2 separate regions of the Mus musculus genome follow, and region 2 is linked to region 1. A link is a loop called in an ENCODE intact Hi-C map of the cell type or tissue named here. Cell type or tissue: heart. All regions are shown on one strand. Each heading gives the region's core, and the rest is flanking DNA. Links, peaks and the distances in the headings are about the cores only.

What was found. Peaks named below come from ENCODE experiments on the same cell type or tissue, not always from the same donor. Only the 100,000 strongest peaks of a DNase experiment are listed, where the experiment ranks them.
Region 2: a loop joins it to region 1, with 8 times the contacts of the local background. A loop is called at or near these places in 2 of 42 quality-filtered maps.

What each region holds. Positions count from the first base shown.
Region 1 is chr11:54,748,764-54,764,175 of GRCm38, forward strand. Cdc42se2 (CDC42 small effector 2) reads right to left here. Exons shown (of 6, transcript NM_178626.3): 2 at 7,643-7,796. Among named protein-coding and RNA genes, the nearest start is that of Cdc42se2, 31 kb to the right of the region's middle. In heart, for the core only: no CTCF peak of the experiment used is centred there; DNase peaks (open chromatin) are centred at 2,938, 6,612, 7,062 and 9,388.
Region 2 is chr11:54,798,944-54,814,355 of GRCm38, forward strand. No RefSeq gene overlaps it. Among named protein-coding and RNA genes, the nearest start is that of Lyrm7os, 13 kb to the right of the region's middle. In heart, for the core only: no CTCF peak of the experiment used is centred there; DNase peaks (open chromatin) are centred at 6,568 and 8,918; H3K27me3 peaks cover 323 bases.

The DNA.
Region 1 (15,412 bases), core at 2,737-10,736:
GGTCGGTCTACTTCCTACATGCTAAATTTATAGGAATGGCAACCACACCCAGCTTGAAATTGTTCTTTGAACATGATTTATAATATAATATCTCTTGGAAGAGTTTCCAACTGTATACTATATACAGTTTTATATACTATAAGCTGTATACTGTTTACAGATATACTTCTGTGTGGTTAACCAAAGCCCAAAGAAGCCACTGTACTGAACTAGTCTCAAAGAGTAGAGAGGAGTGCATGCAATTATGGAAATGACTGGTTAGACACTAGTCTTTCCCACTGACTCATGTAAATGGATGACAGACTATGCTCAGCATTTAATGGGGCTAGAGAGATGACTCAGTGGTTAAAAATGGCTTGCAGAGTTCAGTTCTCAACACCTATGTTAGGTAGTGCCTGTGCCTCCAGCTCCAGGGGATCCAACACCCTCTTCTGGCCTCTGTGGGCACTATCTACACTAAGCAAATGAATGCATGAATGGAGAGACAGATAGATGCATGTAAATTTTTTAAAGTTTTAAGTCATGTACATATGCTGACATGACCTGGTTTTATCACTTTGCCTTCCTTCAGTCATGTGTGAGAGGCCCACTGCTCCACATCCTGCCATTCTCTATGCTACGGTCAGCATTCATCTTAGTCATTAAGGTGGACAGCAGTGTCCCTCTGGTTTAATTTACCCTTTCCTGGTAACTAATGATATTAATTATATTTTCTTTCTTAAAAAGATCTTACTATCTTTGTATGCATCCATGTGAGTGAATGCTGTGTGTGCAGGCACCTGCGGGTCCCTTGGGTCTACAGTTACACGTGGTTACTTAGGTGCCACCAGGAACCAACTAGCAGAGAAGCAAGCACTCTTGGCTGTTAAGCCATCCTTCCAGCCCCATTAAATATTTTCATGTTTACTGACACTCACACACTTTGCTTGGGTCTGTATTTTCAGATCTATGCACATTTTTAAAAGATATATTTTTATTATTTCTAACTATGTGAATGTATGTGTCCCATGTGAGTATGGGCATGCAGGTGCTCTCAACTTCAGAGGCTGTGAACTGCCCAGATGTGAGGACCAAACCTGAGCCACCTCTTCAGATTCCCAATGCCCATTTTTAAAATTTAGTTATGTTCAGCCGGGCAGTGGTGATGCATGCCTGTAATCCCAGCACTTGAGAGGCAGAGGCAGGTGGATTTCTGAGTTGGAGGCCAGCCTGGTCTACAGAGTGAGTTCCAGGACAGCCAGGACTGCACAGAGAAACCCTGTCTCAAAAACAACAACAAAAAATTTAGTTATGTACTATTACTGTAATCTCAGTTCCACTCTAATTAAACCATGTTCTTTATATACTCTAGAGCAATTCCCTTGTCCACTACATATGAGTATTTTTTTCATATCTTTTTCTTTCATACAAATGTCTTTTGGAGAGTTTAGCTTGCATGAACTCTGATGCATCAACTCTATCAACTCTATCAAATCTTTTATTATTTGTGTTCTGCCTAAGAAATGTCAACATATTCCTCAAAGTCATATAAACTGTCTATTCTAGCTCTCCTAGGTTTAATTTTGTATCTATAATCCAATGTGTACTTCAATTTGTCCCCTGTGAATCTCCAACTCCACCGAGGTGAGACCTGCAGTTGGGAATGGAAGTGCCTGCTTTTACTGTTAGTCCGATTTCTGAGGTCATCCTATTTCCTATTACATACACTTTAGAATCAGTCTATCACTGCAGTTTGACCTTTAACTCTTTTGTGAACTAATCATGACTGGAGGCTTGTGTTTCCTATGTGAGTCCAGTGCTCCCTAAGAGCAGTTTGCATTTACTGTTGTTTAGACAGCCACAAAGTAAAATGCCTAAGTTCAAGTGTGAATGTTAACTTAACTCCTTGGCTTAGAATTATTATACCACATGGACAGGATACATCCATTCACCCTGAACCCTGGTATCTAGAGGAAAGGTAGAGAGGAGTATGGAATGCTGGTTTAGAATTTTAACAGCTGGCTGGTGCTAGTGTTAGTGGAGGCCAGCCTGGGCTACACATTAAGATGTCACAAATAAATTGGCTTAGAACTGCAGAATATTTGATCTTTGTACACCTTATTTTGCTGTTCTATGAAATGATTTCATATCTCTTTGTCTATCTCTTTGGTACACATGAGGATTCAGTAAGTAAATACAGACTGCCTAGAGATATGGTTGGGAAGTTTACAGAGCTGTGTGTGTTTAATACCTTTCCTATGTAACTGGTTTTCACTACTGTTGCTATGTTACTATTGTTGCCCTCGCTACCATTTTTCTCTTTGGCCTTCTTAGTGCTACCCTGAGTAGAATGGGGACAAAGACTTTTCTAGTCAGGTTCCCTCTCTTAGAGTGAGCAACACACATAAAAAAGTGTCTATTTACATTTATATTTAAAAGAGAAAATAAAGCAAAACTGGTATCAAGGTAGAGAAAAAAATAAACCAATTAAATTAATTCTTCCTTTCTATAGCAATGTCCTGATATCTTCCAAAGTATTTTAAATATATACATAATTTATATGCCCACAGAATATATTAAGTGTACAACAGAAAACTCTTAGTAGAGAGTTCAAATAGTAACTCTAACTTGGTTATTGCATCAATTAGTAAGTCTCAATAAGTCTCACTAAAACAACTGTATACTAAATTTATTTGTCACGTTTTCTCCTCTACAAACAGAAGGCTCTGGATGTCTGAGGTGCATAAAGGTTTAGAAGGGAATGACATTCACTATCAAGTTACTTCTAGCATGTCCTCCGAGCAAAAGGGGACATAACGGAGCAGGTCTCACAAACAAGATGTGTGTGTAATCCATGCCTCCTGGCCAGGCAAAGAAGTCCCTATCAGTCCCTTGGGATGTGAAAGCCAGTTCAACACAAACTGCAGTGGCTTATCTGGGTGTAAACAAGGCAGGGTGGAGGACAGCTTTAATCCTGGTTCAGATTACTCCCCAGGGACAAGAGCTCATCTGGGCCTGCGCTTCATCCCTATGTGCATGGTGCCAAGTCCCTCGGACTTGCCAACTTGATATTTTCCTCCAGTAAATAAGGCATTTCAGCTGTCAAATGAGTTTTTAGGTGGAAACCTTTTTTTAAAAAAAAAAAAAATAATAATCTGTGACAACAGAATTATACCACACTCTGTAACGAGTTCTCTTACTTTAACCATTTTTTCAATTTAAAGTGTTTTTCTATTTATTGTTTTATGTATATGAGTGCTTTGCCTAGGAGATCAAGAAAGGGCACTGGATCCTCTGGAACAGGAATGATGCAGAGTTGTAAGCTACATGGGTGCTGGGAACAGAACGTAGCTCCTCTGTAACCACCCAGCCATCTCTCCAGCCCCCTGTTTGAAACCCCTTCACTCGGAACACTATCCTCTTCCTAGCGCCACCCCTCTCCTCATCCCTCCTACATTCTTTATTTTGAGGCTTTTTAGCCTAAACTGTCCTGCCTAGGCTCACCTGGACTCCTGGGCTTAAGCAATATTCCCACCTTAGTCTCCATGGTAGCTAGGACTGTACACACAGCAGGCTTAAGTTGTATGTTTTTTAACAAAAATCTGCATCCAATTATATTACCAAAATTAACTTCATAGTTGAAACAGATAACTGAGAAGCGGTGTCTACAGAATGCCTAACATCTGGCTTAGTGTGGATTCTAAACCTTTTCTTAAAGAGAAGGAGAAGGACACAGAGAGGAAGGGGCATTAATCTATGAGGAAGGTTCAGGCTATAAACAGGACCCAAAGCACATTACACTATATGTATGTAAATGGGAAACTTAACTTTTGAGAGATACTTGAGGGCACTAGCCAAAAATAACTCATGGATTTTCAGGAGAGAAATATCAAATATGAAAACCCACAGAGGAAGATGACAAATGTAAAATGTTCACTGCTTCTAATTAAAGAAATGTTTGGAAACTCTCTAGAGAAGCCCATAGAGGGTATATTACTGTATTTCTCCGCATGTCTCTCTAGGTCTTTTTTAACATTGTACTCAAATATATATTAAAACTATTTTTTAACAGGTGATGTTGGTACACACCTTTAATCCCAGCACTTGGGAAGCAGGCCAATATCAAGAGTTCCAGGCCAACCTGGTCTACAGAGTGAGTTCCAGGATAGCCAGGACCACATAGAGAAATCCTGTCTTAAAAAAAACAAAAAAACAAGAACAAAAAAGCCAATCTACAATCTGCTCAAAAACAAAAAACAAAAAGCAAACCAAAAGAAACAACAAAAAACCAACAAAAAAGCCATAAAGCCCAAAAGGCAACTACTGTTTCATATGTATTCTACTTTAAATTGTGATTGTGTTCAGTGTTGGGAAGGGAACAGGAAAAATGTCTGAGGGGACTGAAATGAGAATAGCCCCCACAGGCTCAAGTTTGAATACTTGTTCCCCTGAAGATGGAACTGTTTGGAAAGGATTAAGAGGTGTGACCTTGTTCAAGGAGGTGTGTCAATGGGGGCAGGCTTTAAGGTTTCAAAAGACTAGTGTCACTCCCAGTTTGCCCTCTGCCTCCTGTTGTGTGTCAGCTGCTGCTCCAGCCACCAGTTCCTTTCCATCCACGACCCTGTCTTAAACTCTAACCTTCTGAAGCCATGTGCCCCAAACAAACTCTTCTGTAAGTTGCTTTGAAGGTGGTGTCTCAGCACAGAAACAGAAACATAACTAAGGCACTGGCAAGCCATATATGTGAATTTCAGTGTTTTTATGAAAGCAACCTGAATTTTCACAATTAGTAATCTATAAAGAACTCAAGAGAAAGGAAAAAAAAAAAAAAAAAAAAAACATGTGCATTAAAAGTCTTCACTGAAATACTTCTTAAAACAGGATAAAAAACAAAAACCCAGGTATAACCTAATGTCAGGTGGCCAAGAAGTTACGGAATTACGGCTTAATGACAGCTTTTACAGCTATGTCAGTGTTAAAAAAATATGTTTAACAAATTGTATTACCTAAAAGCATTCTAGAACAATCAACAATCACAGGAAATTTATATGAAAATAATCTGGCAATTTAAAACCTAACGTTATTAAAAATAAACCTAAAATGTTGCTTGTTCTTTTTAAAGATACTTATTTTTATTTTATGCGTATGAGTGTTTTACCTAAATGTATGCATGTGCACTGCGTATGCCTGGTACCCACAGAAACCAGAAGAAGGCCTCAGATCCCTTGGAGTTTGAATTACAGAATGTTGTATGCTGCCATGTGGGTGCTGGAACCTGCACCAAGATCCTCTTAAAGACAGCCAGTGCTCTTAACTATTAAGCAGTCTCTTCAGCAGCAAATCTTATCTTTAAAATATCTGATAAATCTAGCACCATGTTTTGAAAACATTTAGACTTCACCAAAAATGGGCAGCAACAACTATATTTTAGATATAATTCACAGAAATAAATATTAACTTGTAAGGATAGTTTTTTATACTCAGACTATAACATAGCTGCTCTTGAATAAATAGCTATGACAGCTTTGGTAGCTTTTAAATAGTAAAATACATGTGGAAGATTTCAACATCTATCCAACACACAGCACGAGGCTTACTTCTATGAAGGCTTTATGCTCTCATCTGGTTCATTAGCACAGCTCCATAGGAGACCACTGAGGCCTGTTTTTGGAAATTTGCCCCAATTCTTTTCCCCAGAGCCTTGTTGCCAGGGCTGCAGCTGCACAACCAATTCTTATGAAAATGGGGTCTTTGAAATGCTGGTCTATGGAAAAGGATATAAAGGATTTCATTATCTCTTCTCAAAACTCACAGTGAGGATTATGCTCCACCCTTCCCTTCCCAAGGCACACAACCACTCACATCCCTTTCTGCCAACTTAAACACCGAGACAAAGGCAGACGCTCAGCCTTATGAACAGTGTAAGAAGTCATGATGGAGATTACTGCTCAGCAATGAACCTTAGCCTAGCAGGTGATTTCTCAAATGAGTGTAAGTAAAATCAGTGATGTGGCCATGAGCGACAGTTGCTCTCACGCTTGGATGTGTCTTGAGAAACGAGGATTCGAAAGAGTAAGCACTTGGGGAAAAGACTCAGTGCTCTCTAACAACCAAGAATAATTTCACAAACAGACACGGGGAAACTGAAAGGATCCGCTCGCTCTGCTATTGTACTAAGGGCCCTGACAGCTGCTGGGAGGAGAATTTTATAGATGGGTTTAGACTCCTCCATTTTCATTAGGACCTCATGCCCTGTGCCTCTTTCCATAAAATTCTTAACAACTGCTGGCTGGTTCCTGAGAGGCAATTTATGACTGATTTTATCTTATAAGAAACATTAATGTAAATTTATGAAGACTAGTTATTTTCAACTGAATGTAAACAGATAAATACTCAATAGCAAAATAAAAACCAAGACCAGATTTTTATTAAGCAGTAGTTTCAGTGTTGGTAGGGCACTGAAATTTTTGTAGCATGAAGAACCTTAAAATACCAATGGTTTTAAAGACAGGAATTTAGGCTGGGAACATTCCTGGGAGCCTACTGTAGACTGTTCCCCAGTGACACACTTACAGTGTGAGAAGGCAGGAAAGGAGGGTGGGGACACTTTCCCCAGAGGATCCAACTACACATGTGCTTCAGGTCAGAGAAAAGGCTCAGAGAGGCCCAGATCTAAACACACACAATTACTGGCATCTTATCGACTCCAATCAAAGCGGAACCAGTGACTCTGGTGTTGTCAACACGGTTGGATTCATGTTAAACAACTGCTTTCCTCTGCTTTTCAATTCTTACAGCTGTCCAGCTCTACATGAAATGTTCACTCGTGGTATTTGCAGAAGAACTTTAAAATACTTTCGTGTTTTTTCTCATAATTGGTTTGCCCTTAGTACATTCTATTTTTAAAAGGTTGATATGGTTGCCAGCTTTAAGTTCCCCTTTACTTTAGAGAAACAGTATTCTATTTTAATTAAAGTATATAGCCAAAAAATTCTCCAGAACTCTCAAGTTCCCTGTCACTGCCGATGTTGACTGTGTGTTGGGAAACACCCTTCCTCCCAGAGGGGGTCTGTGTTCTCTAACCTGAGACTGTGCTGGAAGGCCTCTTATCTCACATTGTCCTCAGCAATCCTCATTCTGTTATATGTAGTGGACCACATGGCAGAATGGATAAACACGCTTCTATGCAGAGAAAAAAATTTCAGGTCTTTTCTCCCCTCCACTCCCCCCCCCCCCTTTGAGAAAGAGTCTATGTAGTCCTGGCTATCCTGGAACTCACTATATAGACCAGGCAGCTGCTGCCTCCCAAGTGCTACAATTAAAGGCATACTCCACCATACCTAGCTTCCAGTAGATTTTTAATAAGAGAATAGACAACTACCACTGGGTGATTATACTGATAAAATGTGGAACGTATTGTGACTAACTAGAAGATGATGGCCATGAGATGATAAACAACTGTCACTGAGAGAGAAGAGAAAACCATAGGCCATGGAGGGCTCTGCTTACCCTGAAGATCAAAGCCACACTCTAAAGCCACACAGTAATACTGGAAGGGAGAACACCAACAAAATGAACTGACTGCTGGTGAGTGCTCAGAACACAGAGTAGACTGGTTTTGTGGACATCATTTCCATATCTAGCCATCAGTGGACAGACTTACCACTCATCAATGTGGCCACTCACTCAGCTCTCTGAATGGAGACTATGCTGAAAGACACACACAGGAGACTCTTCAGACTCATTAGCATAAGTTGTTCCTTGAAGACGTCTTCTCTTTTGGTTTCTGCGTTTGTTTCACTCAACACTGGCCCTATCTGAAAACAAAAGCATGCAGTTAGGAGCCAAAGCTGCAGGGAGCAATTCTCCCCTCTATGTAATTAACTGATACAAATGAAAACTGAACCCAAATGCTAGAGCACACTTAGCACCATGGTTAAACAAACAACCTACTTTTTAATGCATGTAATGTACTTATTACAGAGTCACCACTCTCTTCTCATCATATAAACTGATTGTTGCTTCCATGTTATGCAAGGTATAACTCAGACCAATGGTAGCCCACTGCACAGAATCCAGGTGACAAGTCTTCCATGGATACACACTATGTTAAAGAAAGGACACCTTCTTACATTGATAAATCTGAAGACTTCACAAAAAAAGTCAGATTTCTAATCTGTCTTGGAAAATGAAATCAAACCACCTAAGGTCTGCTCCTACATGGAGCAAAATCAGATTGAATTAATCAATGAGCATGGGCTTTGTGGCTCTCCATCCACAGATATCTCTAGTCACTCTCTCCACTGTAACTTACTTTACAGTTACTGTCTGGACCTGATAAACATCTGAACTTTCAAAGTCTGATATGTATTTTTAATAGCTCAGAGAGAACACTGTATTACTGTCAAAGTCAAATGTGTTCTTCTGACTTAGGAATATAAAATGAGATAAAAACATGAACTTTGAGTCAGAAAGCTGCAGATTTGAGTTCTAATTCTGAAAATGAGTAGCCAAGGTTGTGTGGCCAAGCCTACATTAAAGATAAGCAATTTCTTCATACACAAACATCCAGATAAACACATAATACACTATAAGCAACAATGGGCCTCAGATCTAGCATGCAGCTCAACTGGTGATCTAACCAGTGCTTCCTCACTCTCGCTCACCTCAGGGACACCATAACTCACGTCATCATTATCCATCCAATGTCTTCACCCCCTAGAAGTCATTCTCTTCCAATTCTAGCCATTCAAACAAACAACAGCTTCTCCTTAGACATCAACCTCTTTGATGAAATTGTCTGTATATCCAACTCTTTACACTGTGGTAGGCTAGGGATGTAACTCGGTAGGTGGGGGGCTTGCCTTGCATGCAAAAGGCCCCAGGTTTAACCTTAGCACCAAAAACTACAGCAAAAATAAAAACAACTAATTTTGTCTTCCAAATGCTGCTGGGACAAGCTTGAAGTGCATAGCCAATCTTTTTTTCTTTTTTTAATTTTGTAGATCCTTTAAAAATATATACACAAACATACTCTGTCATACAATGCAGCCATTGCATTCCTACATATTTATCTAAAGAAGCAGTAGTGTACATCTGTAAAACTACAGCAATGTATTTGTAACATGATAAAATGAATAAGCAAAAAAGAAAATCAATCAATCCTCTGAGCTGAGTTCCTACATTCCTATACTACAAAACACATCAGGTTGTATAGAGTTGGGGTCTGGCTAATTTTGGTGAGTGTTTTTATTTATTTGAAAGGGTTTTTTTTAATAAATAAAAGTTTATACAATTTTTAGAAATTAAAGAAATGCACCTAACTCACTATGTAAATGAGCAGAAAACCTAACTGACTGGCAGAACAAGCAGCTGAGCCTCACCCAATCACAGCAACTGAACTTCAGCCAAGCACAGGCTGCCAGCAGATCAGACCACACCCACAGGGGATAGAGAAAGAGACGGAATCCTATTGTACTTCCCTTTTTGTTTTAAAGTACTCAATTCTCAGACAAAACTTTTATGATTATGAGTATTTCCTAATTCAGAAAAAAAATCACTTTAACTTTATTTAGATTGCCTTTTTTTTGAACAGCAAAATCCAGGAAACAATCCCAATTGCCTGTAGATAGGTGAATGGTGAATGGATAAACAGGAATATACCTTCATTCAGGCATTTGCAGCCATATGCCACGTAAGCCCTAGGATAACTATGAATGCAATCCAATACAGAATTGCAAAAGGACTTAGCACAGTCTGAGATTTTGTGTGTGTCTGTTAGTGTGTGTGTCTTAGCTACCTGGTTCTCAATGGTGAACTTTGCAGAGGACAACAAAAAAAAAGTTGGTTGAGCATGCCTGGTTGTACCAATGACTGAACTGCTCTAGGGCTGTGGATGGCTCACAGGTAAAGTAAAGGGCTGCCATACAAGCATGGAGAGCTGAGTATGGACGGCCAGCACACACAAGTTGGATGCAGTGGTACGCATCTCTAACCCCAGGAGTAAGGGTGCCAAGCAGGTGGATTCGGGGTACTTGCCAGTCAGCCAGGATAGCCAAAATACCAAGCTCCAGGTTCTAAGAAACTGCCTCAAAATACACAACAGAGGGGGTCAGTGAGATGGCTCACTGGGCAAGGCCACTTGCTGTCACATCTAAGTTCAATCTCAGGCATCCTCATCGTGAAAGGGAACCAATTCCTTCAAACTTCCCTCTGATCTCCACACATGTGCACACATGTACCATACACCCACATACATACATACATACACACACACACACACACACACACACACACACATATACATACACACACACACATATATATATACACACACACATATAACAAATTAGTAAAAGTAATTTTTTAAGATAGAGTGACAAAGAAAAATAACATTCCTTTGGCCTTTATATATTGACATGTGAATCACAGACAGACAGAGACGCACACACACACACACACACACACACACACACACACACACACACACATGAATAAAAATAATTAACTACTAAACATACATCAACATGGATGAATCAAAAAACTTATGCTCCATCCAAAACCCACCCGTACTGACTACAGACTCATGATAGAGCACTTGGCTAACATGCACAAAATCCAGGGTCTCCAGCACTGAGGAAACAAACACATATGCATGTGTATACACACACACACACACACACACATACATACACACACACACACACACACACACACACACACACACAGAGAGAGAGAGAGAGAGAGAGAGAGAGAGAGAGAATGCTATAAAATCCATTTATATAAATTCTAGAAAACAAAAACTAATTTCTGGTAACAAAGAGCAGATGTATCAACTGCCTGGCAATAGGTGTAGGGAGGCAAGAAGTTCACAAAGACTGAAACCAAACTTTTGGGGTGACAGATATTTTCATTACAGTGATTTTTGTGGTGCTAGGGTAACACCACAGCCTTGGGCACCCAGGCAAGTTCTGGCCCGCTATCTGTTCCAAGACTCAGATTTTCAGTAGCTCGAGTGTGGTATCACTTCATGGGCCTATATATATAGCAAAGTTTATCAAACTGAACACTTTTAAATTGTGCAATTATTCTATTTAGAACTAATAACTCACTGCAGATTGATAATTGATATCAAGACCCACTTCCATGGAAAGCTGGATCGTTTTAATGCTTGACACATGATTACAATCTTTTCAGAAAAGATTTTCAGAAATGTATATAATGCTAAGTACTAAAAACACTATTGTTGATCACAAAGAAAGCATATGCTAAAACATCACTGGATCCTAGTGTAATCGAGCACTCTCGAAAGAAAATTGAATAGGTTTATTTATTCAATTCTAGTCAGTATAGTTCCTTACTCCCTTATTATATTTTGTAAGAATCAAATATTTTTAATCATTTCACTGTCAGTTAAAACTACATTTTAATGTACTCACCCAAAGAACATTCATGAACCCATTACTGGCATGTGGTGGTGCTTTTATATGGCACTGAATGCCACTTTCCCGCCTGGCCGTTGTTCACCGTGAAGAGACGGAACACGCTGCAATACCTCTCTAGCTGAGTTTGAGATTATAGCACTCTCCGCACAGAAACTTTTGTTTTCCAAGGTATCCATCAAAGTGCCATGAATAAAAAAAGGATTCTCTTTAAATGAGTTGACATCTTCAAACACATCCAGGCAGTCACAGAAAAGTTAAACATGTTCTCCATCACCCAGTGAGACCAGAGGATGAGGAGAACCACTGGGACACTGTTCTGTGTCACTGCTGCGTCAAAGTATAATGTCCTGCCTCAGTATCTACTATCAGGACAGTGGAGAGTAAATAAAGATCCCACTAATAGCAGAAACCCAGCTATGACTCCTTCTAATCCTTACACCCTCTTACAAGTTTTAAGTACCAATCCACTGTAATTCAAAAGTCATAAGCTTAAACCGATCAAACTGTAAGGGAGAGCCCTAGGTCTTACTGGAAAATTTTTTACTTAGTTTTCATTTTTCCCAAATGGATAGAAACTCACATTAGCAGAACTTGATTCCTATTAAACTACTCCAGATAATCTAATAAATATATATATACTTATAAATTGGGCATGGTGGCACAGGCACTTGAGAAGCAGAAGCAAGCAGAAGTGCCACTTAATTCAGTATAATGCTTGACACTCAACTGAATTTTTAAATATTTCATTATGCTACAAATGAAATAGATATAACCTTGTATAAGGACTGCCCATCATGGTTTCAATTTACACTTGTTTTCATGGTCATTCCTGTCTCTATCTCAGGATGTCCAGTTCAAATAACAAATTATATTAAAATTCTACCTAATCATAAATTGCATGACCACCCTTGTTTATAACTGAAATGCTTTCTGATTTTCCCCCTATATTTCATTTTCAAATGTTCTATCTCCTCCTCCTTCTGTGGATCAGTGCCACACTAGACAGGCTGGCATGGGAAATCTCTGTCCTCTTGCCTCTCTGCCTCTGCCTCTCTGCCTCTCTGCCTCTCTCTGCCCCCCTCTCTCTCTGCCCCTCTCTCTCTGCCCCTCTGCCTCTGCCTCTGCCTCTGCCTCCCAAGAGCTGGGTTACAAAGTATGCTGGCTCCCCAGCTCTCTCACAGTCCCTCTTTGGTGACAGGATTCCTTTGCTCCACCAACTCACCACGACCTGTTTCCAACCCAGGCTCCAAGTCTAAGATTCCTCTTTAATCTCACTTTTGGGACAGTATCATGTTTTCCAAACTTAATCTTTCTTACATTTCTATCTGAATTCCAAAATAAAGGTTAGTGATCTAAAAATATGAACACTACCGTAACAGATTAAAAGTTTATCCCTTCAGAAACAACGACATTTTAACAGCAACTCCTAGAAAGGAAGTGTTTTAACCCAAAGGGAAATACGAATAATGGGAATTCTAGATACTGTGACAAGCTGAGTGGTGCTCGCGCAGGGAGGGCAGTTTTCACTCTTCAAATTAAATAGTTTGGCAGTTTTTACTTGTTTACACATGAATACAGGAGTCTTTTCAGTCCATACAGGCTCCTTAACTTGTTTCCTTCAGCCTGGGGTTCATGGGGCATATGTATATTGATGATGTATACTGCTGATACTCAAACCCACATTCCCAGCCCAAAGCTCTCCAGCCTACATGTTCTTCAGGGTAATGCAGAGTCTACAGCAGGCAACACATCACACAAGATGTATGCCCTCTGCCTTCAGCTTAACTCAACTCTACTTTTCCTTACCCCTCTCCTACCTCAATTCTATCCACCTTATTGTATCCTACACTCTCTCTTCTACCTTGTTTCCCAAGCAAAAAAACAAGAGTATATCATTCCTGCCTCCTGTCTTTCTGCTTTGTTCTTCAAGGCCAAACCAAGATCTTTCTTAACTATTTTTACAACCTATTTAATTCCAGATCTACAGCCACTAGTAGAAGTGACTGTCACCAAGCCTGACAATCTGAGTTATACCCCGGACCCACTTGGTAGAAGAGAATCTTTTGTAAATTGTCCTCTGACCTTTACATGCATGCTATAGTATACTCAAAACTCCTCCTCCCCAAAGCAGGCAGACATATACATAAGCATATACATACACATATGAACAGGCAAACATACACTTTTTTAAGACTCTAAACCAGAATCTGGAAGTTAGCATATGTGTCTTTTTTTTTGTGTTGCTCTGGGGTGATTTGCTTTGTTTTGTTTTGTTGAGAAGGGAGCTCTAGCAGGCCAGGCTAACCACAAACTTGCCATGTAATGTAAATGAAGGAGGCCCTGATCTCCTCCCGAATTTCAACCTCCACCTCCCAGGTGCTAGGATTACAGGGTGGATGTACCACCACTCCAGGATTATTTTGATTTTGTGGAATAGGCTCTCTCTATCTAGTCTAGGCTGGCCTTGAAGTCACTGTGTAGCCCAAGCTAGCCTTGAGTTCACAATCTTCCTGGCCTGGGATTATAGGTATGTACCATCACCCACAGTAGATATACAGCATATCAAAACCACACGGTCATCTGCCGTTTCATGAAACATGGGAGGGCATAAAAAGAACACACTAAAACGAGCTTTTAGTTCCCTATTACAGCCCTGTTAGAGAAATGTTTAAAATTGAGTAATGATAACAACACAAGACTTGAGGCTGGAGAGATGGCTCAGCAGTTAACAGCACTGTTCTTTCTGAGGACTCAAGTTCAACTTCCAACCTCCATGTGGTGGTTCACACCTATCTTAACTCCAGTTCCAGACGATCTGATGCAAAACCCTCATAAACACAAAATAAAACAAATCTTAGAAACAAATACATAATGAAAGCAAACATCTTCCCGCTCTAGTCTGGGTAAGACTTGTTCATTCCTCATGCACAATCTTATTTTTGAGACAGGGTTTCCCTGTGTAGCCTTGGCTGTTCTGGAACTTGATCTGTAGACCAGGAGGGCCTCACACTCAGAGATCCGCCCGTCTCTGCCTGGGACTACTGGTAGTAAAGGGTATGTGCCACCACATCTAGCCTGTTGTACATATTTTTTTTAATATTTTAAAATTTTATTTATTTATTCATTCACTTTACATCCCAATATCAGCCCCCCTCTCCTCCAAGTACCCCTTCACACAGATCCTCTCCCTCCCCTTCTCCTCTGAGCAGAGCCCCCTCCCCAGTATAACCCCCCACACATTCTTTTTAAAAATTACCGCAATATCATTTCAGCAAGATAATAAAGATAAACTGAATTTAAAAAAAAATAAAACATAGCAAGTAGAGATGGTTCAGCAAATAAAGTCCTTGCACAGCATGAGAACCTGAGTGTGACTTCCGAGTACCCAAGGAAAACCGGAAGCCTACAGAAATAGGAGAATCCAAGAAAACTCACCAGCCAACCAACCTGTGAACAAAAGACCCTCCTCCTCTCACCTGTGCATGCATGCTGTGACACACACACACACACACTCCAGCAGTAAGAGAGAAAAATAAAGGTTTTACAGTTCCATCCCCAGGCATACTTCCACCATTCACTACAAACAGGAAACACACTATAAAAGGTTTTTTACTAACACTAGCTTACTTGCAACCGAAAACATTAGGCCTGGAAAAAAAAACAACTTTATATAAACAACAAAATTAATGGTTCATATTTAGATAACACTTCAGAATGTATCAAATCTATGTTGAAATGTTTTGAATCTTACCACCTTCAGAACACCCTGCATGCATGCCTTGTAGAGCAGAAGGATGCTCATGCTCCCAGGTTACGTCCCTTCCTGTACTTCAGGGCTGGACATTTTTTTTTCCAAAAAAGTAACAACCACCACCAAAAGCAATCCCCTACCTTTTCCAGATCTTCCTCTTGTAGTTAATTTATCTGGAACGTAAGCAGGGCTGAGTAAGCAGCTCCTGGGCGTGAGCAGCACTGTGAGGCTTGCAGGC
Region 2 (15,412 bases), core at 3,277-11,276, 51 kb after region 1:
AAAAAAAAAAAAAAAAAAAAAAAGAAAAAGTTTTAAAAAAAAAAAAAAAAAAAAAAAAAAAAGACATAGTTGATCCCATCCCCTCCTCCTCACCCCTCCCAGATCCACCCTCACCTCTCTAACCCTCAACTTCCCACAACCTCTTGTCTTTTTTTTTTTTTTAAATGACCCATGAACTCAAAAGTGTGCTACCCATACAAACCTGGTGTGAAGTCATCCACTGAGGTATGACTGACCTGCCAGGAGCCACATCCTTAAAGAAAAGTGATTTTCTTTTTCCCAGAAGTCAATCATTCATTCAGCTAGCTTTCTTATACAGCCCAGGACCTGTCCATTGTGTGGCCTTTCTATATCAATTAAGACAATGTCTGGGGCTGGTGAGATGGCTGAGCGGGTAAGAGCACCGACTGCTCTTCCATAGGTCCTGAGTTCAAATCTCAGCAACCACGTGGTGGCTCACAACCATCCGTAATGAGATCTGATGCCCTCTTCTGGAGTGTCTGAAGACAGCTACAGTGTACTTACATATAATAGATAAATTAAAAAAAAAAAAAAAAAGGCAATGTCTGCCAGACAAGTCCACAGACCCGAGTGGTAAAGACAATTACTCAACTGAGACTTCTTTCCCTGGGTGACTCTAGGTTCTGTCAACAGTGAATGATAACCAAGACAGTGTATATGTTCATGATGCAGCGGTGTGTCATGGTACATATATGGAGCTTGTGGGAATGAATTCTGTCCTTCCAGGGCTTAACTCAGGACAGCAGGTGTGGTGAAAACTCCTTTTCCTGCTGAGCCATCTCATTCGCCCCATGTGCTTTTGTTTTGTTTTATTATTTACAACATATCTCAGTTTAAAGTAATTATGTTCAGGGGTTCAATGGCAACATGAAGCTATGGGCATGAGATCAGCCAATTCAGTATTAGACATTTAAAGAAATATTTCAATCAAATCTCTTCCATTCTTCATTAATTATAAAATAAGTATACATAAAGGAAAAGAGAATAACTACAGATATATGAAAATATACATACATATACATTACACTCTGATAAAGACCAAACTTAAGAGTTTTTTCAAGCCATTGGTTCTTAGTTATAAAGACTCACACTTCAATCAGGGGACCAGGGTATAAGCAATACACTGACTTCTGATTTCAAATTTCATAACATAAAGAAATAAAAGCAAAGAAGAGTGGTCCCCAGAAACTATGAAGTCTCACGGGAGAACATATACTGGTCTCTAAAATAACTACTTGTTGACTAAACATTTATGATCCTCACAGACCTTGAAATAAACTCTTGAGAGCCCACATGTTTGTTTTTGTCTCAATCAATATAACTAGTGTGCAAAACTAAGGTCTGAAAATAGTGAAACAAGAATGCACTACAAACACACTCATTATTGTGTTTGTTTGTTTGGTTGGTTGGTTGGTTGGTTGGTTGGTTGGTTGGTTGGTTGGTTGGTTTTTGAGTCAGGGTCTCTCTGCATAGCCCTGGCTGCCCTGGAATTCACTATGTAGACTATGCTGGCCTCAGATTCACAGAGATCTGCTTGCCCTTGCCACCTGAGTGCTGGGATTAAAGGTAAGTACCACTGCCCCTGGCCACACTTATTATTTCTACATACACACACATTTCTGGGATTCACCAGATGTGGCAGCACATGCCTATTATCCTAGCACTAGAGAGGGCAGAGGCAGAAGGATGGAAGGTTTAAAATCAGTTTGGGCTACATATTAAGACCCTGTCTCACATACATACATACATACATACATACATACATACATACATACATCCCATACATATAAATACTCTTTGGTACTTCAGCTAAACCTAAGGCCCCAAGAGACCTTCAAAGATGATTCAAAGTAATCTTTCTCCCGGTGACTCAGGTAGAAAAAATAGGTCACATTCATATATGTATAGGCAGGACAACGAAAAAGCCCGTGAGAGATTTCCAGATAATATAGCCTTGAACTTGTGAAGAATTCCCTCACCATGCCTCCTGAGTGCTGGGAAATCATGTGTGCACCACTACACAGGAATAGTCTATAGGTCTGCGAGATGACTTGGTAGGTAAAGTTGCTTGCTGCCAAGCCTGACAACCTCAGCTACACCCAGGACCTGCAAGGTAGAAAGACAAGTTCATCTTCCACAGTGGTTGTCTGACATCCGTGCATGCACTATGGCATGAGTACACACCAACACACACATTCATGCATACAAAAGTAAGAAAGAAACGAAGGAAGGAAGAAGAGAGGAAGGGAGGATATGTCTGGAGAGATGGCCCAGTAGTTAAAGGTGCACACTGTTCTTCCAGAGGACCCAAGTTCAGTTCACAACACCCACATTAGCACCTCACAACCACCTGTAACTCCAGCTCCAGGGAATCTGATATTCTCTTCTGGCCTTCACAAATACCTGCACACTCACACACACTATAGGTGAGGAGGGAATTCCAGCCCCAGGGAATCCAACATTCTCTTCTGGCCTTCACAAATACCTGTGTGCGCATGCACACACACACTCACACAAAGAAGAAGGAGGAGGAAGAGGAGGAGGAAGAAAAGGAGGAGGAAGAGGAGGAGGAGGAGGAGGAGGAGGAAGAGGAGGAGGAGGAGGAGGAGGAGGAGGAGAAGAAGAAGAAGAAGAAGAAGAAGAAGAAGAAGAAGAAGAAGAAGAAGAAGAAGAAGAAGAAGAAGAAGAAGAAGAAGAAGAAGAAGAAGAATTTTAAAGGCTGTTCTAGCAGGGTCCAATTCAATTCAATAATGTTTGTTGTCTATTGTATGAGGAGTGGAGAAATCTGAAGATCAATAAAAGGATCAACACAGCATCTATGACCTCCTCACCCTACTCCTGCCCACTCTGCCTCTGAGGTCTTCTCAGGCTCACCCCTTGGACCACAAATGTCTTGCCTCTTAACTGCTTCTAACAGCTCATTGAGAAGACAGCTCTTGGTCTTGACTGTGACTTCAAGCCAGCCTTCCCAGGGATGACTAGTCACCCTCTGCCCTTGGCTCTGCAGCCTCCTTCCTCCCAATCAGTCAGGAAGCTGCTGAATCAAGATGTTGCAACCGCAGCTTCCGGCTCCACAATGCTGTGTGAGGAGGAAGTTGCTTTGCTAAGTATTCTAGTCAAAGTTCTGATGAAGAACATTGGACTCCAGTTCTGAAAGTCCAGAAAGGATTCCTAAAGGACAGGATGCAATTTAGAGGAATTACCAAAATGGGGGTGGAAGTCTTTAAGTGTGGAAGAGCCATGTGTCAACTCAGAGAGCCATGAGAAAATGTGATGAGAGTTAGTGACTGAGTGCACGGTGTGAAGTGTAAAGTGTGTGTGTGTGTGTGTGTGTGTGTGTGTGTATACAGGAAACAACGCTGGGGCTTCTGAGACAGAGATCAGATTATACTAAGGTGCCTGAAGTTAGCTGGAGAGAATAAATGAGTCAGGCACAAAGACCAAGTGAGTCAATGATGTAGCTTGGAGGTTGCAGTTTAGCTCAGTGGGTTAAGTGTCTGCTATATAAGCACGAGTCAGGATCCTCAGCACACATGCAAAAGCGAGGTGCTGTAGGAAGTGCCTCTAACCCCAGTGCCAGGGACAGAGAGAGAGATCCTGGGTCATGCTGGACAGCCAGGCTAGCCAAAACAGCAAGTTTCAGTTTCACTGGCAGCCTAATTAATAATAATAATAATAATAATAATAATAATAATAATAATAATAATAATAATAAATTACTAAATAAATAAAAAGGTAGAGAGCAATAGAGGAAGACATACATCCAACCATCAATTTGAACTCACACATACAGGCACCTGCACACTCCTGTGCTTAAATACACTGACAACTCATAAACCAAAGAGAGTGACATTTATGGAGTCAGGGTTAATGTCTCATACATAACCTTTGCACTCTAAGTTTGTATTGCTTCACATATTTCCTTGATAAGCTCCACGTGGCACTCATTCATTAATGGTGGAATTTGAGAGCTCGGAAGGGACGTCGTGGCTATGTCTGCTGTTCTGTTTCCTCGGCGGTTCTGCAGGTTAGTTTCCTTCTGGTTTATGTCTTCATCTGTTCACGGTCACAGTAGAGATCAAACCCAAGGCCTGATCTCAGTACAAACTCTTCTACCCTAGGCCTGAAGACTCATCTTTCCTGCTTTATTTATGTATTTATTATTAATTTTGGATTCAGGGTTTCATGTAACCCAAGCTAGCCTCTAACTTGTTGCATAGCCAAGGATAACCTTGATTTCCTAATCTTCCCGTGTCCACCCCCTGAGTGCTTGGATTACAGATGTGCACCTCTGTACTCTGCTCTCTGGCTTGTTTTGGCTAATCTGAACAGTTTGCCATTAGTTAGGATTTTCTCCTCGTGAACAGTAATGGTGCACACAAGATGCAGCCAAGACAAGGTAATTTCCATACCATATTCTGTTGCTTGTGAATGTAGTCTCCCACACAACCTTTTCCTTTCTTTTTTTCATGTTTCCCTTCTGCAAATATTCCATTCTACTAAAAGGTAAGGCAAATACAGTGATATAAATGTGGGAATCTGGCTGGAGATACAGCTCATGGTTGAGAGTACTGGATGCTCTTTCAGAGGACCTGGATTTGTGTCCCAGCACTCACACAACAGCTCACCACCACCTGTAACTCCAGTCCCAGGGCATCCAACGTCCTCTTCTGGCTTCTGTGGACACAATATACATGTGATATACACACATATAAGCAGACAAACACTCGTGCACATAAAAGTAAAAATAAATCTTTTAAAGACACAATGGACCAGTTCTGGTTTGTTTTTTGTTTTTTGTTTTTTTTTGTTTGTTTGATTGATTTTTTTCATCTTAGAACCTCTTAGAAGACACTTTGAGAAAGAAAATGAACTCATTTGATCCGATGTTAACAGTTTTATAGTTTTGCTGATTCCTGGGAAATTTTTAAATGGGGAAAACACATAAGTTTTCATGAAATTGGTTGTCTATACTAGAAAACTCCTCTCCACAGGAATTTCCTGACTTCGGGGGGATGGGGGAGGAAGCCGCCTACAGAAGCTCTCAACAGAGCTTCCTATCCTAGGTAAGCCCTGCCCAACATTCTTTTGCTTATCAAGAAATTATTTCAATTCTACCTTCATTTTTCATTAACTGACAAGCTGTAAAACAATAAATGAGATATATGACGAGTACAACAAGTGATTTAGTTGCTAAGAATGTCCAGAGAGTTGGGCGTGGTGGCACATGCCTGTAATTCCAGGATTCAGGATGTGAGACCAGAAGGGTCACTCAGAGGCTAGCCTTGGCTACAGGGCTAGCGAGATGGCTGGCTCAGTGAATAAGAGTGTTTTGTAACTGCAGCTCCAGGGGATCTGATGCCTTCTTCTGTCCTCTATGGGCACCTGCGCAATTTGTGCATATACATACGCACACACACACAAATAAAAATGTAAAAATCTTCCAAAGCCCAAACAAGTAGCTACATCATATTAATACTTTCTTAGACTTGTTTCATGTGGCTCTACTGTGTCTATAAATTCTTTTAAAGTACATTTTAGGGACCTATGGATGGGGATCAGTTGGTGGAATGCTTGCTGAATATACAAAGTCCTTGGTGTGACCCCAGCTGCCTCTAAAAGCAGACATGGTAGCTATAGTGGTTTGGATGAGATTGGCACCTGTAGGCTCATATCCTTGAACAGTTCGTGCCTAGCTGATGGAACACTTTGGGAAGAATTAGGAGGTGTGGCCTTGTCAGAAGAGGTGTGTCACTAGCGGGTGGGCTTTGAAGTGTCAAAAGACTGCAACCTTCCCAGTGTGCCTCTCTCCCTCCTGCTGGAGGACTGAAATGTGAGCTCTTGACTGCTGCTCCAGCCACCCTATCTAATGCTCGCTGACACAATTCCCCACCATGATGGACTGTAACCCTCTGAAACCATAGTACCAAGCCAATGCTTTCTTTTATAAGTTGCCTTGGCCATGGTCTCTTGTCACAGCAACAGAAGAGAAAATAATAGTCGTGCATGCCTACAATCCCAGCACTCAAGATCTGCAGCCAGGAGGGATCAAAAGTTGAAGGACGTTGGGTGCTGGGAACAGAACTTGGGTCCTCTGGAGGAGCAGATTATATTCTTAAGCACCCTAGCCTTCTCTTCAGCCCCGTTCTTCTCCTTTTTTACAGCTTGCATTAATTCAGTATACATTTTTACAGTCGATTACGTATATACACGTTTTGATTTTATTTGTTGCTATGTTGTGAGACAATGTACTTCATTGCTCACAGAGTCCTGGAGCTCACTGTGTTTCAGCAGGCCTCATGGGAGAACACATGTGGCAATCTGCCCGGCACACGCTATTGTTAGCTGCAGCTAACATAATTTAAGCTACTCTCTTAAATTGTTGAACATTTTGGGTTTTTTGCAACTGTTTTGACACCCCACCACACACCCACCCACTCCAGTCTCATCCAGAAGAGATTTGCAGCTCAAAAATTCCCTATGTTCTACATACCCAGCCCTTTCCCTCGCCCTCCCCACCGTCTCTGGAAAGCACTGGCCTTCCTGTGTCCTCAGCTTAGCCTCTTACCAGATTGACATGGAGCCAGAGTCTCATAGTTTGATTTCCTGGTTTGCTTGTTTCACTTAGCAACACATACTCAAGCCTCCTGCATGCCTTTCCGTATCCTTTGAAAAGATGGGTTTATTAAGTATATGCTCATTGCTTGGGGGTTTTTGTTTTTTGTTTTGTTTTTGGGTTGTTGTTGTTTTTGTTGTTGTTGTTGTTGTTTTGTATTTTTTGGTTTTTGGTTTTGGTTTTTGGAGGGAAAGGCATGTACCATGGTATGCTTTTGAAGGTAAGAGAAAGAAAGAAAGAAAGAAAGAAAGAAAGAAAGAAAGAAAGAAAGAAAGAGAAAGGAAAGGGAAAAGAAAAAAAAGAAAAGGAAAGAAAGAGAGAAAGAAAGAAAGGAAGGAAGAAAGGAAGGAAGGAAGGAAGGAAGGAAGGAAGGAAGAAAAGAAAGAGAAAAAGAAAAAGAAAAAGAGAAAGAAAAAATACTCAAAGTTTTTTTTTTCTTTCTTTCACCATTTGAGTCCCCAGGATGAAACTCAGGTAGTCAGACATACTGACATACTGACACTGACGTACTGACATCCAGCTCTACCTGCTGAGCCATCTCACCAGCCCTCTCATTTCACTCCCAGGAAACTGAACTCAGGGCCTTGCAAGTGTTTCACCACCGGAGTCCCAGCCCCAGCCCAGACGGCTCAGCTTTTAAGTGTTGCTTTCATCTCTATGAGAAGTTCGGGGCTCCCTTCCCCTCACTCCAGATCCCAGGAAGAGTGGCTCAAGGTCTTTCTTAGCTGCATAGTAAGGTTGAGGACATCCTGAGGCACTTGAGACCTTGTCTCAAATCAAAAAAGAGTGACTACTAATAGTACCACTGAGTGTAACGTGCAGTTTAAGAAATGTTTATTATGAAGCCCTTTATTACTGTTTGGTTTTTGAAGCCAGGCTTGGTGGCACTTGCCTTTAATCCCAGTGATAAAGATACAGAGGCAGGTGGATCTCTATGAGTTCCAAGCCATCCAGGGACACATAAGTGAGACCCTATTTCATTTTATTTTTGACAATAAGTCACCAAATCAAATGGAGTAGCTTTGGAATGTGACAGAAAGTAGGAGTCCAATTACCCACTTCTTTTTTTCCCTTTTGTGTATGTGTGTGCATGTATACATACATGTTTGTGTATGTGGGTGTGGCTGCCCGTGCAAGCATGCATGCACAGGCCAGAGGTCAACTCTGAGTGTTGTCCTCATACGTTCTCCACTTTATTTATTTATTTATTTATTTATTTATTTTTGAAACTGGGTCTTTTTGATTGTCTTTGGGTTTCGAGACAGGGTTTCTCTGTGTAGCCCTGGCTGTCCTGGAACTCACTCTGGAGATCAGGCTGGCCTCAAACTCAGAGATCCACCTGCCTCTGCCTCTAGGGTGCTAGGATTAGAGGCGTGCGCCACCACCACCTGGCCTGAGACAGGGTCCTGAACTGAACCTGGAGCAGTATATGTGCGTGCGTGCGTGCGTGCGTGCGTGCGTGCGTGCGTGCGTGCGTGCGTGCGTGCGTGCGTGTGTGCGTGTGTGTGTGTGTGTGCGTGCGCATGTGCGCGCGCGCGCGCCTGTGTGGTGTTGGTAGAGTAAGGCGCTTTCTGAGGCCAGAGGAGATGTCGCATGTCTTGCTGTCCATTCTTTACCTTATGCCCTTGAGGCAGGGTCTCCCATTGAACTTGGAGCTAGACTGGCAGCCAGCAAGCCTCACAGGTCCTCCTGCTCTGACACCCACAGCTCTGGGACTACAGGCATCCATAGCCACACCACTTGTTTTATGTAGGTGCTGAGATTCAAACTCAGGTCTTCATGTTTGCCCAGAAGTGCTCTTACCACAGAGACATCTCCTCAGTCCTTGTTCTAGTTCTGGGCCTGACTTGGTTCTTCCTATGAAGAACTGTGGTTCCGCTAGAGTCATTAATCAAATGATATGTTTTTATGCTTTTGGGAGTGGGCAGAGCAGGGTCTCATGTAGACAACAGTTGCTTTGAATTCACTATGTGGGCTAGTGCTAGTCTAGAATTCCTGGGCCTCCTGCCTCTGCCTGCTAAATGCTGGGATTATAAGTGTGTGTCACCAGGCCAGGCTTTAGGCTTATCTAAAACATAGTTTGACAGCTTTAAAGGCTCATCAGGAAATAGCACTGAGCTCATAAAAAGTAGTTACAGTCACACTAATTTCAGACGAAGAGTTATGGCAGCGAGCGTTCAACATGGCGATGTGGGGCACTTCCTACTGAGGATGGTGGTTACAGAAGGGTTGAATGCAAAGGGGAATATGTCTGGTAGCCTGGCACACGGCCTCACCACAGTCTTCATTACATAAGCAATAACAACCGGCCCCCACATCCTTGTTCACACCCAGATGAGTTAAAGTGAAAGAGGAACCATCATAGCATCTAGATAAAATATTACTCGGGTGGGGGAGGGAATAATTACCTAATTAATACAGGGGAAAAAAAGGGCCAGCAACACGGCTTGCAACATGGCTCAAAGTGCTTGGTGTCTTGCTGCCGTGCCTGATGACCTAAGTTTGAGTCCCAGACTCAAATAGTGTAAGAGAAATCTAACTTCAGCAAGTTGTCTTCTGACCTCTACACATGCATGAATCCTGACATACTACACACACACACACACACACACACACACACACACACACACAGAGTGTTTAGAAAGAAAGAGATTTTGTTTGTCCTGGTAAAAGCTTAAGTCATACGAATTGTACCTCCTGCCTAGAGATGGTGCTGCCCATCCTGGGATGGGTCCTCCAACATCAACAGGAGATTAAGGAAATGCCTCACAGGCATGACCACAGGTCGCTCTGATCTAGGCAATTCCTCTTTTGAGGTTTCTCTCTTCTCAGGTGTCTCGGGGTTTGTGTCAAGCTGAAACTTGTGACACACACTTAAGAACCACAAAGATGCCAAGGTGGTGTGTGCACTTTTAATCCCAGCACGGGAGGCAGAGGCAGACAGATCTCTGAACTTGAGGCCAGCCTGGTCTACATAGTAAGTTCCAGGACAACCAGGGTTACACAGAGAAACAACCACATAGACCACAAATAATAAGGTAAGGAAGGGAGGGAGGGAGGGAATAAGGGAAGGGAGGGAGAAGGGAAGGAAGGAAGGAAGGAAAGAAGGAAGGAAGGAAGGAAGGAAGGAAGGGAGGGAGGGAGGGAGGGAGAAAGGGAAGGAAGGAAAGGAAAAAGACCAGGCAACAAGAAGGTGTAGCTGAGGCAAAGAACTCTTGTTTCAACACTGGGGAGGTCTTGGGTGGATACCCCCAAACTGCAAGATAAAGCAAAATAAGACAAAAAACACATCAGAGAAACCTGTGACCGTGGCTGGAGAGATGGCTCGGCACTTAAGAACACTTGCTGCTCCCGCAGAGGATCTGAGTTCAGTTCCCAGCACACACATCAGGTGGCACACAACCACCTTTAACTCCAGCATCATGGGATCTGATGCCCCTTTTTTGGCCTTCTCGGGTATCTGCACACATGTGCACATACCCACACACAGATAACACTCATGTACACATACATGAAAACAAAATAAATCTTTAAAATGTCCACCTAAGCTAATAACTTCTGTAAGCTCTGGAATAAAGCAAATCTGAAGATGCTCAGGGGCCCCTCTTTGGGAGAAATAGTTGGGTACCTGTTCCCAGACATTGTCTGTCTCCTTTCCTGGCTCTCATGGCTTCTGCAATCTGCTGCATTTGTCCATCCATCCTCACCCCATTAGCTTGTTGCTCTGTTCCCCTAAAGCTGCCATATGCAGTTATGTCCTTAAAGCTACTCTGTAAGCTTTAGGAACAGTGTTTGCTGTCACTTCTGGTGGTTTCCCTGAGTCCCCTTGCTTGTTGGTTGTAGTGAACCCACCTCCTTCAAAGAATTCTGAGTATTTTGTTTAGAGGGTAAGCAGACCTCACTGCTACAACTGAAGCCAAAGGGGTCTGGAACAAATCCCTCTACAGCCTCTTTTGCTCTTGGGATCCTGGCACTTTCTGGTCATCCCACTGACCCCTTGGCCTTCTGCTCCACCTAGGACCCAGTATACTTGACCTAGCTCATTTCTGATTTTTGAGGATGTTCTTCATGAGCCTGATGTACATATGCTTTTGGCAGTGGGAGGCACAGTGCTCTTCGTGTGTCCACTAATCCAAGTTTGCCAATCGTATTGTGTAAAGCCAGGCCCAGGGCATGCGTAGGCAGTTCCAGCCCTTCTGGATTTCTCATTTGTGTGTGTTTGTGTGCATGTCATGTGCATGTGTGGAGGTCAGAGGACAACCTCGTGGAGTGAGTTCAGACCTTCCACCTTTTCCTGGTTCTCCAGGAATGGAACGGGCTGTCCTCAGGTTGTCAAACAAGCACTTTTACTCCCTGAACCACCTCACTGGTGCTCTCTAGCTTACTCTCTGAAACAGGGTCTGTCACTGAACCTGAACCTCATGATTTGGCTAAGCTGACTAACCAAAGAGAAACCACCTGCCTCTGCCCCACCCCTAGCACAGGCGTTCCATATGTGTCACCATGTCCAGCTTTTATTGTTTGTTTAAGGGCTTCTTGCTTGTGTGTGTCTGTCTGTGTGTCTGTGTGTGCAGATACCCATGGAAACCAGCTCCCTTGGAGCTGGAGTTGCAGGCATTTGTGACCAACTTGATGTAGGTGAGGAATCTGAACTCAAGCCCTCTGATAGATCAGCGAGCTCTCTCTTCCACTCCTCTGTTGAGCTTTCCCATAGTCCTAGGGAATCTGAATTCTGATCCCCGTGCTTGTGAGAACGGAGGCATCTCTTCAGCCCCTCTTTTGTGATATTTTGAGCTTGCTCATCCTATCCACACTGAGAGGTGGATTAACATCCCCTGCCCGACTTGGGTCACGATTTGTCTGGTTGCACTTGTGGCTCTGTCCATGTTTGCTTTTCCTTCCAATGTTTCTCTTCCCCTGAGGCTCTGTCTTGCATTTTCTGCATTTTATACGTTGACAGCAAGGTAAGTCCACACAGAATCTGAGTTGTTATAGCATCCTTGGTAAACAGGACCTGGATATTTTATCCATGGGTTACTGCCCCTGGTAACTTCCCACCCCAGAATCTGTGATTATTATGCTAGATTAGCTTTCTTACACATTTCTTAGAATGTGCAGTTAGATTTTTTTTTTCATCCACTTGCTTTCAACTTCAGATCCTCCCTCAGAGAAATGAGAGTTCACTGACTTCTAAGCTCACAGCTCCTTTCCAGTGCATCACCTCCTGGCATCCATTGTTGTCAGGATCTAACTGGAATTTTTAGAGTGAAAGCCTAGGTTCTGGCTCAGCCATCGGTCCCCAAAACTCTATGAGGCAAGTGCTAGTGAGAAGCAGAGAAGGAGAGTCCCTCAGTGTGGCTCGGATTGTGAAGAGAAGTAAATAAGGGGGAGGAGGGGGCAGTGACCTCTGAGTTCAACTGTGGGGTACTGACATGAGACTTAGGGTTAAAGCTAAAAGTCATGGTTGAGATGTGACCTGCCCAGCATCACTCACTGGGCTGCAGTCTCTCCTGCAAGGTGAACTGTAAGTCATCAGAACTCTTCCTGGGATGTAAACTCCCCCCTCTAGCTGGCCCTGGGTTCAGTCTGGGACACCTGGGTGATAGTAATTCCCTGGAGTCCACTGTTCCAGTAGGCTGATGTGCAAGGATGGTTACATAACTACGGGCCCTGTAAAGGTATAAAGTACAGGTGTGATCCAGGAGCAGGAGCTGCACACAGACAAAGAACAACTGTATCCACATCAAAGTCCACTGGTCGGAACAGATTACAAGGCTCCAGGGCGACACCAGGACACAGCTCAACTTACAAGGGACTTTACTGACAGCACAACTTCTCCATTTTCACCAAGAATCATTACTTCAGAAATTACCACCTTCTCAGAGGGGAATTGGCTAATTCTCAGGGCCCTGTGCTTAACTAAAATGTGGAGATCATTCAGATCAAGATGGGGAGTGAGTGTACAGGAGAGATGGCTTAATGGTTACAAGCTCCTAGACCAACAGAGGGCCAAAGTTTGATGCCTAGCAACCACATGAGGTGGCTCCCAACTGTCTGTAAGTACCGCACCTGAGACACCTGTCCACACGTGTATACATGTATATACCCGCACACAGAAACAGGAGTTAAAAAAATAATTAAAAAAGAACATCAAGCCTGGACTGGGAGTGTGGGTTCTATGGTAAAGCATGTGTCTAGTATAGCCTCTCTCTCTCTCTCTCTCTCTCTCTCTCTCTCTCTCTCTCTCTCTCTCTCTCTCCCTCTCCCTCTCCCCCTCTCTCTCTTTCATACACACACACACACACACACACAGAGTGAGTGAGAGAGAGAGAGAGAGAGAGAGAGAGAGAGAAAGGTTTAACCTATAGTGGGCCCTTCCCTTCTCTTCCTTGGGTCCTCCTTGGAACTTCAAGGTAAGCACACAGAGGAAGCTGACCCTGTGTGCGGGACTCTGAGTGCTGATCCAGTCCAGTCTTTCTGGCACTGGGGTTGCAAGTCACTCAAAGGAGAATTGTTCACAACAAATGAATCCTAAAACTTCGGGAAGAAATGCATGGGGTGTGCCCAGTCTGTAGAGAGCAAAAAGACCTGTGTTTTTTAGACCAGATTCCTTTAAACAGGATGTGCGTGTCCAGGCTGTAATCTCAGCACTAAGGAGTCGAAGCAGGATCAGAAATTCAAGGTTATCCTTGGCTAAATAGCAAGTGTCTTAGGTTTTCTACTGCTGTGATAAAACACCATGACCAAAAGCAACTTGAGGAAGGAAAGGTTTACTTTGCCGTGCAGTTGAATTAAGCTCATCACTGAGGGAAGCCAGGGAACCTGGATGTAGGAACTGAAGCAGAAGCCATGAAGGACCACTGCTAGCTAGTTGGCTCCTTGCGGTTTGCTCAGCCTGTTTTCTTATGGGACTCAGGACCACCAACCCAAGTGTAGCACCACCCACAACAGGCTAAGCCCTCCCACATCAATCACCCTCCAGACTTGCCTACAGGCTACTCTTACGGAGATATTTTCTAGATTAAGATTGCCTCTTCCCAGATGACCGTACCTTAAATTGATGGGGGAAAAAAAAACTAGCCAGCACAGTGAGTTTGAGGCCAGCCTGGGCTACATGAGATTCTTTCAAAAAGGAAAAAAGAAAAAAAATGGACAAGCTTTTTTGCAACATATGGGGAGTTTGTTTGTTTTTTTTTCCCTAGAGAAAATGCAAAAGCGTGTGAGTTGTTAGCTGCTGGCTTCAGAAGACAGCATCCCCTGACTATAATAAGCAAGCAGGAGTGTCAAAGCCAACAAAAGGACTGTCTCGTGCTCCTTTACTGTGTCATCACTGCCCACACAAAGGCGTTGCTAAGGCACAAGGGGAAAAGAATCCAGAACTCAATTCCCCTTTCTGAGCATTTTCCCACAGCTGGGGCCCAGCCTTCAGCTCTCACTATGGACACGATTCTTTCCATGTGACAATGCACACCAGTGAGTGAATGTTAGTTGTGTGCTGTGTGCACAAAAGACGAGAAAGCACAGTTTCACTTAGACATTGAGCTGAGCTTCATAGAGCACTCCTGTACTCCCAAGCTACTCACAAGCCTGAGGCTGGAGCATCGTCTGGACTTGAGATCTGCCTGGGGAGTATACTGCGATCCCCATCTGATGAGATATTAGTAACTGGTAATGTTTAGCTATCTAACAAAGCACTAGGCTTTCATTGCATTGCACAAATGGGGACTGATGCCATGACTCATTCATCTAACAAATGTTTAATCACATGGTGCATCCTGTCATCTCGGCACTAGGGAGGTGAGGAAGGAATAGATGTACCTGAGATTAGTGCAAAGGAGAAAAGAGACAGATCTAGGGTTGATGAGATGGTTCAGGGGGTAAGGGTGCTTGCTGCCAGCTCCAACAACCTGAGCTTGATCCTCAGAACATCCGTAGTAGAAGGACAGAACCAGGTCCCACGAGTTGACCTCTGACCTCCACGTGTGCACTGTGGTACTCATGCCTCGCACCCCTCCCCCATCCACACAGTAAATAAATTAACAGGGAGGAGCAGGTCTATGGAGTGGAAAGGAGTTGAAATTTTAATTTCATGTGTGTCCTGTCTTGAGTTTACACTCACCTCCTGTGTGCAGGAGCCTGAGGAGACCAGAAGAGAGTGTCAGATGCCCTAGCTCCGGAACTACAGGGAGTTGTGAGCTGCCACAATGGGTTCTGGGAACTGAACCCTGGTGCTCTGCAAACTCAGCAAGTGCTCTTAACCACTGAGCCATCACTCCAGCCCCAGGTTGAACTCTTACTGATTATTCTTATCATCATTATTATTTTGTCATTTGCTGAGACAACGATCTCATGCTGGCCAATGCAAGCAGCCCAAGCATGGGGTTACAGGCGTTGAGTCTTCATATCCTACTGAGGTGAAAAATGTACAGAGCCATGGTAAGATTAATTTTCATCTCAGGAATAATGAATAAAACAGAGAAATGCTTAAAATCTGTAACTGGACTTTTTTTTTTAAATCTTTCTAGGAAGAAAAAAAATGATATCTCACTCCTGAGGGCAGGAAATACATTAGCTACTATGAAGGCAAATTGCCGGATACAAATGTTGACCCTGACAGCTGGGTCTGTGCTCCTCAGTTGTAGGAGAAGATAACAGACAGCCTTGACCCTTTGGAGCAGGGAATGAAACGAATAAGTTTCTCTGAAAAGCAGTGACCTAAAGGAGGGGTTCCCCTCCCCGGAGAACGGCAAAACTGTCAAAACAGAAGCGCCAAGG